4 separate regions of the Homo sapiens genome follow, and regions 1, 3 and 4 are each linked to region 2. Evidence: chromatin contacts called from ENCODE Hi-C data. All regions are on one chromosome and are shown on one strand. The core of a region is the stretch at or near the end of the contact, and the rest is flanking DNA. Distances in the headings are between cores, read along the strand shown.

Evidence for each region. Hi-C counts contacts between places; a loop is a spot of excess contacts on that map. Pooled maps may share reads with other maps.
Region 1: a loop to region 2 is called in a pooled map, with 8 times the contacts of the local background. The contact joins the promoter of CENPK here to the promoter of PDE4D-AS1 in region 2. A Hi-C loop is called at or near these places in 4 of 50 pooled maps.
Region 3: a pooled map shows a loop between it and region 2 (9-fold over the local background). The contact joins the enhancer-like site here to the promoter of PDE4D-AS1 in region 2. A Hi-C loop is called at or near these places in 3 of 50 pooled maps.
Region 4: a pooled map shows a loop between it and region 2 (8-fold over the local background). The contact joins the promoter of PARP8 here to the promoter of PDE4D-AS1 in region 2. A Hi-C loop is called at or near these places in 5 of 50 pooled maps.

The regions. Positions count from the first base shown.
Region 1 is chr5:65,560,591-65,564,515 of GRCh38, forward strand. CENPK (centromere protein K) reads right to left here and starts at 2,578. Exons shown (of 11, transcript NM_022145.5): 1 at 2,508-2,578; 2 at 873-974. It overlaps PPWD1 (peptidylprolyl isomerase domain and WD repeat containing 1), which reads left to right and starts at 2,706. Exons shown (of 11, transcript NM_015342.4): 1 at 2,706-2,916. The coding sequence starts at 2,721. RefSeq lists enhancers at 1,833-2,494, 2,215-2,354, 2,495-3,155.
Region 2 is chr5:59,038,446-59,042,928 of GRCh38, forward strand. PDE4D-AS1 (PDE4D antisense RNA 1) reads left to right here and starts at 1,321. Exons shown (of 2, transcript NR_198970.1): 1 at 1,321-1,625. PDE4D (phosphodiesterase 4D) reads right to left here. Exons shown (of 15, transcript NM_001104631.2): 6 at 414-526. RefSeq lists a silencer at 690-759.
Region 3 is chr5:65,033,284-65,037,232 of GRCh38, forward strand. No RefSeq gene overlaps it. Among named protein-coding and RNA genes, the nearest start is that of CWC27, 270 kb to the left of the region's middle. RefSeq lists an enhancer at 2,231-2,747 and a silencer at 2,308-2,357. Within about 2 kb of position 2,513, at least 41 of the 41 ENCODE cell types and tissues checked have a DNase peak (open chromatin) inside an H3K27ac peak, as active enhancers do.
Region 4 is chr5:50,665,082-50,669,484 of GRCh38, forward strand. PARP8 (poly(ADP-ribose) polymerase family member 8) reads left to right here and starts at 1,556. Exons shown (of 26, transcript NM_024615.4): 1 at 1,556-2,105; 2 at 2,990-3,044. The coding sequence starts at 2,015. RefSeq lists silencers at 1,399-1,548, 1,599-1,658, 2,351-2,680 and enhancers at 1,831-2,743, 2,179-3,378.

The DNA of each region.
Region 1 (3,925 bases), core at 1,328-3,827, 6.5 Mb after region 2:
TCAAAGAAAAAACAAATACCTTTTAAATACAGAAAAAGTACATTCATAAGCTCATATATAATTTATGAAAATCCAAATTAAACAAGCATTAATTTTCATTCAGAATGGCAATAATGTAAAATTGGTAAGAGATAATACTGGCAAGCATGTGAAATAAGAGGCTTGCACTGTTGGTGGAACAATCACTTTGTATGATAATATCCATCAAAATTTTACATGCATTTCTTGTGATCCAGAAGTTCTATTCTTAGGAATAATCCTAAAGATAGATATGTCTGCATAAGTCTATACAATTATGTTTACTGGCACATTACTTAGAGAAAAAAAAACTTTAAAGGTATGAACTCTGCAACCAGACTATACAGGTTTAAATCTGTTTTGATATTTAAAAGCTATGAGACTTGGGCAAGTCACTTAAACTTTCTATGCCTCAGTTTCCTTTCCTATAAAATGAAGATAATATTAAATACTCCCTAGGGTTATGACAATTAAATGAGTATATAAATATATATATATAAGTACTGTAGCTAGCATATAAAGAGCTTTATCAGTGTTAGCTATTAACAATTTGAATGTCAACTAGTAGAAGGCTGAAAATCTCACCTGCTATACCCATAAGATACAGTTTAAGTTCACAAAGCCAAAATCAGTCATCATGAATTTTAGAATATTTTTAAGCGAAAAAGTCAAACATAAATATTTCTTTACTGACCACCAAAATACATTATCAATATGCAAAAGTAATGCAAAACTCTGCACATGTGGTGGGGGCGGAGGGTGAGGGATAAATATTCAACAAATTATCTGGCTTGGCGATTTAATGTGGCAGTAGAATAAAAACATATAGAAACATTTAAGAGTTTGCTCTCTACCGCTTGAGGATGCAAGATGTAAGCTGTATGTAACCTGGAAGAGGGTCATCAACAGAACCAGAAAATGATGGCACCCAGATCTTGAATCTCCAGCCTCTAGACCTGTGAGAAATAAATTTCAGTTGTTTAATTAAAACACACACACACACACACACACTTAAGAGTTGAACTTTTCCCGTTCCCACATTTTGTATCCTTAAACCTATCTTCCTGGAAAGGGAACAAGTCAACTTTTTGAGGTCCCCAGTTAGGACTACAATACTTAATCATTTATTGAAGAAAAACAGTATCTCTTTATTTAGGGATAATACTATACTTAAAGAAACTCGTACTATTAATTGGGAAAAGATTAATATACATGAAATAAGCAAAAAATACCCACATAATTCTAAAATACATTCATTTATTCAACAAATATGTTAATGTGTGCCATTGGTCAGACACTGGCTTTAGCTGTGTAGATGAAAAAGTCTTTGTACTTGTAGAGCTTCCATTCTCATGCAGACAATATAAATGAATGGATAACTAAATACATGATATGATTTCAGGTAGTCAGAAGTGCTATGAAATGGTAAAGTATACAACACTGCCTGCAAGTACTATCGGAATTCAGGATAGGGAAGCTTAGAAAAACCAACCCGGAAGGAATTAGTCCATAATAATGCTTAATAAATGTTAACTAGCTACATTATTATTATCATTATCATTATCATCTTCATCCTCATTATTGCATTGGTCTCTGAAAGATGAGAAGCTGTAAACATGAAGGCTAAATCGCTGTGGAGATGCTTTCAAGCATAAAAACATAAGAGTAGGAGGCAAGAACGAACAAGGGAAATTTGTGAGACACAAAAGAAAGTAGTCTGATGAGAGCAGAGGGCAGAGAAGAAATGAGACTTGCTAGGTAGAATGGTCAAATAATGGGAACCTTTGAAATAAAATAAAGTGCCTACTATGGGGGGGCAGTTCCTTCCCTGTACGTGGTGCCTATCTCAAGGCAAAAGTAGAGAAGAGATTTACGACGAGGATTTTATTAGGTTGGTGCAAAAGTAATTGCAGAGAAAAAAGAAGTGTTTTACGGAGGTCATTTTGACAAGCTGTATTTGATTTTTTAAAAAAGAGATTAAGATAATACATTTTATGTTATGTGCTTTTTACCTAATTTTTTAAAAATGAAGAAGACAGATGAGGAGGAGGAGAAAGAGTTCAGATGACTGCTAGGAGATGAAATCCTATACCAGAGAGAAGAAAGAAGAGTGACCCGTTCTGCCCTAGGTCTTTTGGTTATTTGAAGTAGCTGCTTCTCCACCCCACCCCCAGAAACAGTAACAAGCACTCACCACCTTCTTCAGAGAGTGTGTGAGAGAATAAAGGTCAGGAGAGAAAACATGTTTAGTGCATCTGAAAGGAAACCCGCGAGTTAACCACTTCCTTCTGTCCCCACCCTTCCATCTTTCTCTAAATATTGGTGAGGTTATGGAGCTTGCGTTGGCGCGCGGGAAGCCGAGAAGAACGGGACTCAAAGCCCGGCTGGGAAGTCAGGTATCTAGTTGGCCGGCGATAAGGGTTTCACCTTCAGGACTGGAGCTCCACAAGATTCAACCGTTATATCAACCTCCCCGGCCCAGGTCTTACCATCACAGCGTCACAAACTCCAGGTCGCCTAGGCGCTGCGCAGGAAGCGCTTGCCAGCCCCGGACTTCTGCGCGCGCTGCATGCCCATTGGATGTGCTCATTCCCACCCCAGCCAATCCCGAAACTCGCTCGGACGCTGACAGAAGACTGCGCCGCTGCTTTGGGATTGGTAGCTGAGTTTTGTGTCGCGCCTTTTCTGACGATGCGAACAACATGGCGGCGGAAAGTGGTAGCGATTTTCAGCAGAGACGTAGAAGGCGCCGGGACCCGGAGGAACCGGAAAAAACAGAACTCAGCGAAAGAGAGCTGGCAGTAGCAGTGGCGGTGTCCCAGGAGAACGATGAGGAGAACGAAGAGCGCTGGGTTGGACCTTTACCTGTGGAGGCAACACTGGCCAAGAAGAGGAAAGGTAGCTGCAGACATAGTACCGGGACGAATTGGAGTGCTGCGTCCGCTGAGTAGGAGGGTTCAAGCCAGATCCGAAGAGGGATGATGTGTGGAGTTTTGTGCCCTCAGAACAGAGGGCCGTCCTCTCACTTCTGGCTACTCCATACTTGCATGTCTTAACGAAATAGTGATTTAAGCGTAGTACAACGTCTTTTTGATAATATCTAACACTTTTGATCATTGATTTGTTATGACAGATGCTAAAACTAACATTTTCCTATTCTTATGTGTTTGGCTCCTCTCATTTACTCCCCACAGCAGCCACATGAAGTTGGAATTTCGAACTCTTATTTAGGTATGCAAAAGGGTACCAGTTCTCTTTAAGGCTTTAGTTCAGGAGTGGTGTTAATGTATTAATGTGTTGGGGCGCGAGAGGAAGGCGGTGCTTATTTCGAATCATGGTAGGTAAAGATAATTTCAACTCTGACACTTCCACTAATAAATTTTCGCATCTAGGGAAAATGACGTAAGCTTCCTAGATCACAGATTTGTTTTCATCCAAAACCCGAAGTCTGTGGTTTTGAAATCACGCTCTTGATACGATGGGCTGAGTCTTTTTGTCACTAACGAGGAATAATCACAAATTATTATCAAATAAAAGGGGTGGGAAAAGGGGTAGATTAAGTTTTCTTGTCTTTGTTGTTTTGTTATCTTGTTTTTCTGTGAAATGTTTTCCTTAAGTATTTAAGACATTTTAAATGTGGTCTAAGCTCAAATCGTACTTTAGCACCTTCCCTTAAAAAACTTCAATGATTTGTCATTATTTTCTCTCTCTTTTTTTTTTTTTTTTTTTTTTTTGAGACGGAGTCTCGCTCTGTCGCCCAGGCTGGAGCGCATGCAGTGGCGCTATCTCGGCTCACCGCAACCTCCGTCTCCGGGGTTCAAGCGATTCTCCTGCCTCAGCCTCCCGAGTAGCTGGGGCTACAGGCGCACGCCCAGCTAATTTTTGTATTTTTAGTAGGGACGGGGTT
Region 2 (4,483 bases), core at 71-2,570:
AGTTCGATGAACTCTTCTGAGTTTGAGTGCCCTAGGTGGTGACATTCAAGTGATTTCACAGACATCCACCAATTCTTATTTTCAACCGGGAATCCCAAGAACACCTTTAAACATGCAATGCCCATGGACCCTACTGGGTTTCTGCTGCAAGGGCTCAGTGTTACTTAGGAACCCTGTGTCTTGGGAGATACTTAAATTTAGCACGTCAAATTGCTTTTGGAAAATGTTTATCTGGCGTGACTAGGGGAGGCAAAGCAAGGAAACAGGAACCTCCCTCTAAGGAGCAGAATAGCCAACATGCAGTAAGCCTAAAAAACCTCTCAATTTATTTCCCGGGGCTATGGGTACCAGTGGCTCGCCGGCATGGGAATCAGCAGCCTGGGGGCACCAGTGACAGCAGAACCGGGGCTTACCTTGTTGGAGGCCATCTCACTGACGGAGTGCCTGGTCTGTAGGGTCTCTAGCTGGTCCAGACACCAGTCCAGCTCCTCCAGGGTCTCGCTGGCCAGTTTCTGGTAGGCCTCCTCTGCGAAGAGACAGGGAAAGGGGGACTCAGTTCTCAAGCGCTTCACGGGTCCGCTAGCGAGTTCAAAGGGGGCCATCCTGCCATACCCCGCCATGCTCGGATGCCCGGTGCCGGCACATGAGGGCTGCTCCTTCATATTGCCCAGCCCGGCAGTGCAACGGGGGCGGAGGCTGTGCTCGCGGGGCGGCCGGCCTCGGGGAGGCACGGTCTCTCCAGCTTGGCGTCTCGGGTCGGCCTCCAGGGAGGGCGTGCAAAGAGCGGCGAGCCAACTTTCACACAGCGACGCGAGCGGAAAAACCACTATGCGACTTTTCAACTGTGCGGCGGGCCCGAGTCCCAGTCCAGGAGCCCGGCTCTAGCGGATGGCGAGGGGGTGGCGAGCGCGCTTGGGTGCCCGCCCCGCAGAGGAGCGTCTGGTCCACAGCCGGATCTCCTCGGTCCCCAACCCGGAGCCGCGGCCCCACGCCCGCCCCGCCTGCCGAGCCTTCTGCACGGCACTTGAAGTGAATGAATCAGCCGCGGCCGGGTGCGCGGCCACCACGTTTCCTGTTTTCTTTCTCAACTCCTCGGGCGGCAGGCGCAGCGCGGCTCCAACGCCGCAGCTTTCCGGGAACACTCCCCCTCACGCCCCTCTCGGCCCTCGGCGCTGCCTGGCTCCTCCTCAACCCCCTTACGAAAAGATTCCGAATTGCAAAAGCCTGTCCCTGTCCGTGCCACCCGCCGCGTCCTTCCCCTCGAGCTCTGCCCCGGGGGCCCCGCCACCTCGCAGTGCCATCCCCCCGGCGCAGCCGGGCGCCACTCGCTTTGAAGTGCAGACGAGGAGGCGCGGGCGCGAGCGTGTGTGTCTGTGGGGCTGCTGTGGGACTGTCTGTGCTAGGAGAGCGGCGGAAAACCCGGCGTGGAGCGCCTGCAGTCCGCCGTCCGGGGTCGCGCCCGCCGCGGGGCTCAGGAGGGACCGGCACGCAGGCGCGCACGGCCGCGCACCTGTCTCGCTAGAACCCCGCGCGCCCCGCCGAGCCACTGCCCTCCAGGTTGCCCAGACCGCTGGAGCCTCTGCGACTCCACGACCGGCTGCTTCCTGCGAAGTTTCACAAACAAGGTTATTTAGGACCCTCAAGGTTTCTGAGGGTTTAAGTTTTAGGGTTTCTGGGGGTTCGTTTCTAAAGGCTTAGGATTCACCTACTTCAAGGAGGCAGGGTTGTGGGAATTAAGACCGCATTCTTTTTCTACCCAGCCCAGTCCCTACTAAGTACCAGACTTCTAAATGTTGGGGCGGACAGAAACAAGCAAACAAAATATACAATGTTGTGGGGTCGGAACGCTTTATAATTCACAAATTTGACAATAGGCTGCATTTTCATATGCCGAATTGCCTAAGAGTTCTCTTAAAGGAACAGCAATGTGAAAGAACCACATGGTAAGGAGAATTTACGCATGTCCTGCATACTACTCCTTTCCCCTGTGAATTGCATAAGACCTAGATGATCTTGGGCCAAGGAAGAAAATCTGGAAGGGTGTTTCTACCCACCATGTGCAGAGTACACTACAATTTTGAGAAAACGGAAAGACCATATTCAAAGGCATACAGAAAAGCCTGTTCTGTTTACAAAGGCTGACCCAGGGCACCAGGGACACTGTCCCTAAGCAGATCAGTTGTGGGAGAACTTTTCTACATTAGCATGCAATAAGCAAACCATTCATAGTGAGGAGAAGTCAAACTCCCAAGGGTCCATTTGATAAAACTTTGTCATTGTCGAGTGGAAAGAAGATACTGAGAAACTTACACTAAGTGGTGGGATCCCTTGTCTTTGTCTTTGAATCTACAGGTATTGGAGAAGAAATTCTGCCCTTGAAATTTAGACTCCATAAATTAACATGGCACAACAAATAAAGTTCATGGACTGAATTTAGGCTCCTGGGATTTTTGAGATAGCTTTTTATGTGAACTTTGTAAAAGTTAGAGTAACTTTTAAAGTAGTTGTTACATGTGCCACGTGGCTTATTGTTATCAAGAATACTTGAACTATTTACTGTTCACTTTGAGTACTCTAGGTTAAAATTTGCCTCTTTTTTGTTCTACTTCCTCCACCCCGCAGTCTATGTAAATATATACTTTAGATGGACAAACAACTGCCTAAACCTTGCCAGGTGAATTAAAGTTTCAGATTGAAGCTTTTTTTTCCCCCTTAACAAGCTTAAAGATATTAATAATTTTAAATGGTAAATATAAAATACCTGCTCTGTATAGCTTCCCCAATTCTAAGAATGTAAAAAATATTACATGCTTGTTATAAAAATTGAAGCATTACACACAAATATAGGAAGTCCATTGTAACCCCACACCCTAAAGATCACAAACAATACTTTCGCCTATGGCTCTAACACAATCATTTTCATTTTACTGAATAACTTCCATATGCAAGTATAGCATCACCTAGTTGCCATGGTAGTGCATCTACTATATGGTTTGGTTTTGATATTTTCCTCTCTCTCTCATTCCCATAATATAGGAATGTAGGAAATTTTAAGAGGACATTGACTTGTTTTATGATCATTTGAGCTGTCCATAGTTAGCCTATCCAGTGGATTAAAGATGCATAACCATTGTGTCTGGGATTTGTTCAGTGCCATCTTTTCAATCATTGGTTACAATGAAGCTGGGAGTCCCCTCTGAGGTTCGGCTTTCTGTGGCTCCTCTCCCCTGCACTCCAACTTTCTCAAAGCCTGAGCCTCAAGTGATTTCCCAGTAGCTAAGTAAACTGCCCCCTTCCTCCATCTTCACCAAGTTCCCAAAGCTGTTCAGACTCAGGCTTCAAATCTAACAGGATGTGGCTCCACACATTATATTTCAGTTGTTATTTTTTAATGTGGAAAATAATTCAGGAAAGTTTTGGCTAATGCTTCAAGACATCATGCACTTTATACACAGGATTTGTTCTTAAGAAGGTAGTATAGTGACAGGAGGAACAATTTACTTCAGAATATCCATTTTATGTCCAAGCCATGCACCAGCCACTTTTGACAGACAGGATTTGAGTATGATGATAAAATGGGGTAAGCATATATTTTAAGTTCTAACATCTGTATAAATAAGAAAAATGAAAAATCACTGGAACACATCTACATGCTAGTGAGAAAATAATTACTAACAGAGTAAAGTTTGCTCTGTGAAACTGTTGCTCAAATAAAGAATTATTCTTGATATTAGCATAGAGCTGAGAATATTGCTTTTTTCCAAATTCCTAGGTGAGTAGGCAATATAGCTAGCCACGATTTTTCAGGATCATTTGTAAAGCTTCACTTTTAGGAATTTTAACCCCAAGTGTTCTAAGACATCAAGTAACTGACCTTTTCATCCCGCCGAACAAACCTCAAAGTGGAGTTGCCAACTATCCCACAGGAAATTGAGTCACCACACCAAGCAACACACCTAAATGTCGACAGCTAGCAGGACAAAAACAGTGAGCCAGTTTAATTTTGGCTTTTACCAAGAACACATACTGCATTCATTAATAAAATACTTCCCCTCAACCCCTGCCAGAGTAGTATACACTGTGGCTCTCCTTAAAAATACATGAAAACTCTTTAACTGCACCAAATCTTGCTAAGTCAAGGAACTAAACAGAGAAAAACACCCAAGCAAAAACTATTGGCTAAACTCCCTAAAGGCTGGGAGAGGGCTATGGAACAGCAACTGAGAAATAAATTGAGCCTTGAAGGCCCCTGCTACAACAGCATCAGTTTTCTTCAAGGCACCTTTGAACTATGTAACACCCGCATTCTGCTGAGGCTCTTCTGTGAACAAACAGTCCTCAATTCTTGCGGGCCAGCACTTGGCTTCTGTCACAGTGATATGCTTAGAGGTTCCCCTGACACATGGCCTGAAACTGTGCCAGGGGCTCCAGGAGAAGATGCTGAAGAAGCAGCTTCCTTTTGAAAAAGGAAAAAAGTAATCAC
Region 3 (3,949 bases), core at 1,263-3,762, 6.0 Mb after region 2:
TAACCAAATGGATATATGCTCAGCAGAGCTGTGCAGCCATCTTGGATCCTCCTGTTACTCTCGCCACTGGTGGTTCTTGGACCAGAGCCCAAAACCCTCTCTCTGTGTTTTAGGTACCTGCTAAGCTTTTTCCTACTGGTTACTCAGGAGGTTAGATGCTTCTGTCCTCTTCCCAGATCCCTTCTGCTCTGAGTCCCCGGTATTAAGGCTATCTCCAATAGCAGGGCTAGAATTTTAGAAGACTGGGCCAAACGTATCTCTGAAACCTGGGAAGCTCTTAGCTTGATCCCTCAGAGGGCTCCCCAGGGATCAGTCTTCTACAGTTCTAAAAGCAACCCCAACCCCACGTATGCTGCGTCACCTAAGCTGGGTGCTGCTGCTGATTTGAGGTGGTCCAAGCCATAAGCCAGAGGCCCTGCTCTGGCTGATGTTAGAATCACTCAAAAACTTCGAAAAACACAGATGTCTGTCCCACTCCCAACTCTGGGACTCGATATTTTTTAAAGTTTCCTGGGTAATTCTGATGATGAATGCCAGTTTGAGAAGCTCTGATTTGAGCAGCTACCAAATATCCCTATCTATTCCTCCCATGTCTTGGAACTGGACTATCTTTCTGAGCTACATAAACCTGCTGCTGTTTCTCCTAAATCCTGTTAGTTGTTGACTCTGGTTACCATGAGCTCCAAACAGGTGATAGGGAATCAAGCTGCTGATTGTGGCTTAGGAGCCTCTTCTCCCCACACTCAGACCCTTGATCCCAAAAAACATTAAAGATATCATATTTCATCCAAAGAAATATAATCAAGCGAGAACAGGGGTTGTAGAATCAGTAGCAGCTAGTGTGGAACAATGGATGTGAGTTCAAAAGATTTAAAGGCCTGAGACTCCAACAGTGATCCAAAGCAGATAAAAGGCCCTTCTCCCTGCCAAGGCAATCTAACGTGCTGTAGCACTTACTGTACTGGTGAACTTCATGAAGCAACCCTAGTGAGACGTTTGTTTTCTAAGGGAAAAGAAAACAGAAAGATTGTGACAAGCCTTGATGTGATTAAAACAAATGAGCAGAGCAATATGTTTGTAGGTATTGTTGAGAGGTGCCGGTGCTGCCCACCTGGCCCAAACTCCAGCTCTATCTCCGTCCATCTCTGTGTTCCAGGTACTTTCTTACACCCTGCCCACTGGACCATGGGCCTCTGTGGTTCACTGGTTAACACTTGCCTAATCAACTAGACAAACACAGGACGGGACAGCTGGGCGCTGAGCTGCCAGGGCACATGTGGGAGCTGCTTCAAGACTGACCACGAGGCCAAATTAATCTAAGAACCTGTTGCAAGAGCAAATGCTGTGAAGGCAAGATGGAGGTGTCCCTGGGGGCCCAGTGGCTTCTCAGTGAATGGGCTTCCATTCTTCTTTTCTGCTTGACCAGCCTAAAAACAAGAGGCTGGCCTCACAGAGGATTCTTCTTAGAAGATATTGCAGAGCCACTTATAAGACCAACGTATTTCACAGCCCAATATCCTTACTGACATCTCAGACCACCCCTCTCCCCACCTTCTTTTAATCACTTTCTTTTCTCCTCCAGGGCACAAACAGCTTTTATGCAAATTATCTCTCAGGACAGGTGTGAGGGCTTTCCGCAAAGAAAGACTGATCGCATCCAAGGTCCTTTATCCCTTAGAGGGCTCCCCAGGGACAAGCAACCTGTTCTGCCCCAGGGCTGCCGGACGCCCAGTTTTCCTGCTGTCTCTCATCACAGGGGCGGTGGGGCGCGCCCGCCTCCAGCCTGGCTCTGGACCCGGGGCCCCGCCACCTCCCAGCAGCGGGCGCAGAGAGCCTTCTGGTTACCCCCGAAGCTGAGGATTGCAGTGTTCTAGCAATGGATGAAATCCTTTTTAACCGACTGTAATAAAAATAAGATTGTGAATAACATGTGACTATAGACCTCCAAAAAACTGGCGGCTGTGAAACCCATACTTTAAGAAGCATGGCCTCTCTCTCGAAGTGGCTTCCAGTGACGGTCCTGGATCTACTTCACCCTTTTTGGCTCGGGTACTGGAACAGGTCTCGGCCAAACTACTGTCTCACCGCCATAGTGATAATCATCTTTAAAAGCACAGCTAGTCGGTGCGCGACCACTGCGCGGTACAATAAGAACCTGTCGGGGAGGGACCACGGCAGGCGACTGGGAGCTTGTGGACTGCCAGGGTCTGGAGCGGGCCCGGCCATCCCGCCGCTGCGCATGCGCCACCCAGGCCGCTGGCCGGAGAAACCTAGTGGCGGCGGGAGGCGGGAGGCTGGGAGTACGCGGGGGAAGCTGGAAGCGGGAAGCGGGGAGACGCGAGGTGGGGGCGGGGCGCACCGGCGTCCCGGCTGGGCGTGACGGGCGAGACCCCAGCCCGGTCGCGGCGTCTGAGGTTGCAATCTCGTCTGGGGCACTCTCGCGCCTCGCCCCTACCCGACTTCTTTTCAGGGATTAGTTCTGACTTCATGATTAATCAGCACTTTCTGGTTTCCTTAGGGTGACGTCATCTCTGCTCAGAGATAAAACAGGCTCCTTTTTGAGGGTTGCGGGCAGCCTGGGGGCCCGGGTCCGGGAGGCTGTCCCGGGGACTGCGCCCCGCCCACAGGCGACAGCCAGATCGCGCTGCCGGCCCCTCGAACGCTGGGTTCCCTGGCCACAGCGCGTCTTGTTTATTGCTTTTGCGGACTGGTTAAATGCAAAAGCTCAAGGTTTTCTTTCTTTTTTCCGTAATTATAAAAGTAGGACATGCTCTTTTAAAGGGTGGAAAATTACGAAGAAAAAAGTAATCACCCAAAGCCCCACCCTCTAGACTCAACCTCTGTTAACGTTGATGCATTTCCTTCCTGTCTCCCCCCACAACCCCCTTTCTTTGCAGCAGATCTTCAGGTTTTTAACGTCATTTAGTCATGTTATATCATTTTGTAGCCTACCTTTTTCACTTATATTGTGGCAGAAACTTTTTTGTGCTTTTTTCAAACATTGCTTTAAAGATCATAAAGATCTACTCCTTTAGTAGAGGTATCATCAAGTACTTAAACACTATTTCCGTTTATGAGCATCTAAGATGTTCTCAGTTTTTACTAGTGTATGAGGTAGACCATCCCTTCACCCTTACTTACATTTGCCAGGGTTTGATGGTTGGTGGAGCATACAAGCCCAAACTAAAAATTTGATCAAATATATGTCAAATTGTGAGCAAAACTTGAAAGCTTCTGCTCTTTTCTATATTGCTAATGATAGAGAACCTGGGCAGAAGCTGATTATTTGCAGGATGAGCTTTTGTGCCTGTGAAGGAAGGCCCTGACCTGAATGGGACGTGGAGAGTTTTGCAGTGGAGATGGAGGCTGGTGGCAGAAGGCAGAATGAGAAAGAGGGGCCAAAGAAAAGAAAGTCAGCTGGCGCCTAAAGGAAAAACTCCCCATGAAGATAAATGGCTGATGATTTTTGGAACACTGATGTTGAACATGCTAATTCTGTTAGTCCAAGCTCCAGTCTCCTTGTTTCTTTTACTAAAAAACTAGAGAAGTACAGGAGAAAGAACTGGGCCTAAATGAAGAGAGAGTCACACTATTTAGTGCATTTTCTGCCTTCTAATCTGTCCCCCTTCTCTAAAGTCCTTTTCCCACTTCATGAAAGGGTAATATAAGGTTTCCGTAAGATTCTAGATATCCAGGATAAGCAGAGGACATGAACCATCCAGATCTTCTCCCTCTCTCTTTTTTAAGATGGGGTCTTGCTCTGTCACCCAGGCTGGAATGCAGTGGCGATCTGGGCTCACTGTAGCCTTGACCTCCTATGCTCAAGAAATCCTCCCGCCTCAGCCCCCAAGTACCTTGGACTACAGGCACACACCACCACGCCCGGCTAATTTTTTTATGCTTCTTGTAGAGATGGGGTTTCACCATGTTGCCCAGGCTGGTCTTGAAC
Region 4 (4,403 bases), core at 306-2,805, 8.4 Mb before region 2:
ATAACTATAAAATAAATTCTTGTGAGTTAATAGACTTTCAGCCTTTCAGAGAAATTAAAGCACATAATGGAAGAAGAAATACTCATGATTCTCAGTGGTGATGTGGAAGAGAAGAGAGCATTTTTGGCAGCCAAAGGGCCTACACAAAGCAACATATCCAGGAAGGACAAAGGGCTTGAACCTGTCCTACCCTAAACAGGAAGCATTTCAGGAGAGGACTGAGCAGGAGATATAGACTGTTGTGACTGTGGCTTTACTACATCAAAGGCTGCAGTGGATCTCAATAATGCAGAATGTTTCCTTTTGTAACTCATAGTGAATATGACTGGACAAGGAAATTATTTTGTAATTTGTTTCCTGAAAGATAAAGGAGTTAGAACATAGGATCTTTCATTGATTCTACAGAATCTTAAGACTCCTTCAGGGATGGCAGTCATTCCTACCGTGCTGAACATCATGTTGTCACGGTCAGAATCAGAACTAAATTGATTAAGGGTCTGAAACAGTTTGGCAACTCTTGGGCACTTATGCTGATAAGAAAAGTGATGAGACAGGGTAATGAAAAGAGGCTGCAAGAAATGACCATTCGTGCATTCAGCCAACATTTAGGCCACCCTCCTGTATTCCAGGCACTGTACATGGCACTGAGTATGCAAAGCAAAAGGAGTCATGGTCTACTGGCGGGAGCCTTCTCAGTGGAGAAAAGATCAACAAGAAAAGTGCCTGCTGGAGACCTCTCCTAGGGCATAAACCAATATAGAGGTGGGGCAGCTACGTCAGCCTGGGGTGTCCTTAGGCAGAACAGAAAGTGAGAATCAGAGCAGTATCTCATTTCTGAACACCTGGATTGTAGCTTTCCCTTGACTGTCAAAGGAGGTGGTTTTAAAAATCAAGCCAAACAGGTTTCCATCTTTTAGGAAGACCCTGGAACGTGCCAGTTGATTCTGACCATTTCTCATGAACAGAAACACCTAGGAAGGGAGAACTGGTGAGTTTCAAGAGGAGGAAGTCCCTCAAAAGGGGCTGTGTTTCGTAAACGGCGCCCCAAAAGGGCTGAACTACTTCGATCTGGAGGAAAAAGACTCAGGCACTGAGGGAAGGGGAGGGTGCACGTCTGGAGTAATTTTAAGGCCTTTTCCGTGTTATGTGATGTGGCAATAAGGAAAGATTTGTTCGTTTTATTATTTTTTTAATTTTTAAAGATTTTCTTTTCCCCCCTTTTCCCCCTCCCAGCCACTCCGGTTTGGGTTTGCCACAAGACTATAATTCCTTTAGAAAGTGGAGTCGAATTCATAAAAGTGATGGGGGGAGGGGCGCGGAGAGGGAAGGCTGGGAGCCCCAGGGAGTCTTCACGACCGCTCAGCTCCCGGCGCGAGTGGAGGTCGGTGTGGGGAGAAGCGGCTCCCGCCCGGGATGGCTAATACTCTGCGAGCCCCGGCAGCCCGCGGCCGGCGGGGTGACTAGGCGGCGGGCGCGGAGGGTCTGCGGCGGGCGGGCGGCGCTGCAGCAGCCTGGGCACGGCTGCCGCCGCCCGCGGGCGCGAGTGTGCGCGGGTGTGGAAGGCCGGCGTGCGAGCCGTGAGGGGTGTGCGCGCGTGAGCCGGAGCGGGGCTCGCCCCTCGCCGGCGCCCGCCGCCCAGCCGGTGATTGCTCTCTGGCTGTCCCCGGCACCTCGGCCCCCACGGCCGTTGGTCCGGGCGGGTGAGGGAGAAAGTGAGACTTGGTGTCATCACCATCCATTGTCAGAAGGGGAGGAAATTGGAATCCAGCAGCGGCGAGCAGCAGCTGGGCGGTCACATCTGGGAATGCAAAGCCGACCTCCCCCTCCTCCTCCTCCTCCCCCTCCTCCTCCTCCTCTTCTCTCACCCAGGATCACTTCCGAAACCACTTCGCCTTCAGCCCCTGCCTCGGCCAGAGGTTTCATTTTTAACTGAATATTTACGAAAGCTGGAAGCGTGCGAGGGGGGTGGGGTGGGGTGGAAATAGCGGCTGCTTCTTTTCCAGGGATTTATTTAATGGGGATGTGTTCAAGGCAAGAGCGAATTCAGAAGGATATCGACGTCGTGATCCAGAAGTCCAGAGCTGAGAAGGACTGCCTGTTTGCAGGTGAGTTCTTGCTTTTCCAGAACCTCGGACCCAGCGCCCCCTTCCCAGTTTTCTGACCGCGACGTCTGTGGCTGGGGGTGGGGTGGAGGGTTGCACGTCCCCATTCTGGGGTTCATTTGGCAACAGCTGCTGCAACGAGCGCGGGAGCCAAAAGGGGGAGGGGGCGCCAGCCTCTCCCCTTCCCCTCCCCCACCGCCAAGTCTGAGGCAGCCACCAGCTTTGAGGGCAGAGCCCGCGTGGCCGGAGCGGGGGTCTAGGCGAAGGGGCAGTGCGTGGTATTTCCAGCCCCGCGTAGTGCCCGAAGCCTCCAAGCACGCTTCCTGGGTTCCAGCAGCGGCGGCAGAGCGGGGTTGGTTTGCGCAATGGGCTGAGCGGCGGCGGCCGGGAATGGAGCCTGCTGCGCTGCGCTGCGCTTGTAAGCTGCGCCCGGCGCCGAGGACCCCCGGGGGGCAGCGCTCGGCCCATCTCCGGCCCCTTCGGCTCCCTCTAGTCCCCTCCGACTGGCAAAGAGAAGGGATTCCTCGGATTCCCAAGGCACCCAGCGCCCCTGCCTGGGGGTCGCCTTTCGTCCATTTTGCTCCCCCGGGATTTTGCTTTCGCTACCGCGAGCCCGGCTGAGGCTGCTTCCGGCCTCCCCTATCGGGAAATTCCCGCTGTTGCCATGGCACCCGGCACTTGTTGCGGGGGGCGGCCTCCCGCTGCACCCAGTCGGGGGCGCGCCGCATCCCCTCGGACGCGGCGCAGAGGGACCTCGCCGCCCTCTAGCCCTTGCCTTCTGCCCGGCCAGGCCTCCCCTGACACCACCGAATGTGGGGCTCAAGTCCTGATCGGGGTTAAAACAAATCCACTCCAGGGGTAGCTTTTGACGGGACTTTCTGTTTCAGATTTCAGATACTCTGACTCCACCTTTACTTTTACCTACGTTGGCGGCCCCAGAAGGTATTTATGTGTATAGAGTTGCTTCATTTCCTGTTCACACTCTTGTGTTTCCTTTGTTCTTAGCGTGTTCCGTGTTCGGGTATTTTGGTTGCTTGTTTGTTTGATTATTGTGGCTTTTCTTTACCTGCTACCCAAGCCTGACGTCCCTCGGTTTTAAATAGCAGGAGGAGGGGAATCAATGTTTGATTCAGGTGTTTCGAGGACCACGCCACAGGCAATGAGCAGAACTCTTCATGTTGAAACTGTTCTGCTACAGTACTAGATTGCTCTCAGGCGATTTGGGGTTGATACAGGCACGCCGGTGCAAAACTGGAATACTGGATATGAAGTGAAATGTATAAAAGACATAAAATGTCACAAAATAGTTTGATCAGAAGTGTTGATTTTCCTGGTGAGTTGGGGCTGCGTGTTTCCATGTTTTCTGAAGGTTTACATAAACATGCAGCCTGCCAATTCTCTGTACATTTTTTTTTCAATGAGTGGTATTTCGGTTTTCACGTATAGAAATTGGAGACTTATATGTAGCTGGAGTGGATGACTTCTTTCTTTTGGGGGAAGAATGAGAGATGCACATTTCGTTAGTAAATTGTGAACAACTTGAAACAAACCCAAATCCAATTTTGAATTTAGGAAGTAGAGTTAAAATGAAAGGTAGCCATTCAAATACTATGCCTTGCTACCTTCACTTGTTGAGTTAGGATTTTCTTCCTTTTAGCCCTTTAGGGACACAGTAGTTTAAAAGAGCAGTAGCCACATATGAGAAGTACCAGATTTAGCTTAGAGGGAATTCCTTAGACCAGCCCTGCTGTTAGGACTTGACATTCAATATTGTTTGATCACATTCCAAAATATATCTTAGCTAATGGAAACATTTATAAACATATAAATTGCAAAAGAAGCTTTCTTGTGTACATACATTTTTAAAAGCTTGAAATTGATGTGAACTTTTAAAAACACGTAGGATCTGTATTACATTATACATCTCAAAACATTTAAAGTGAATATCATTCCAGTATATGCAATATACCTAAGCCCCAGAATTAGCACATTGATTTACTAGTTGAAAATATAACAGTGAATCACCAAACTTAAGTGTATACTTTTTGGGAGAGAATGAAATTACAGTATTTCTTAATTTACTGTAATGTCATCTTTGTAATTATGAATTAATAATTCAATGAGAGGAGACTTGGTTGATTAAATTAACGCTGGTCCTACACATTATATCTAAAGGATCTTCGTATATGACTAATATCCTCTTGGATTATTTTAACAGTTAAAATATACAAAGTGGCCCATTAAAAACAGAGTTGACTTTTCACTATTGCTGTTTTTCTGGTGAGACATGTGGACAGGAAG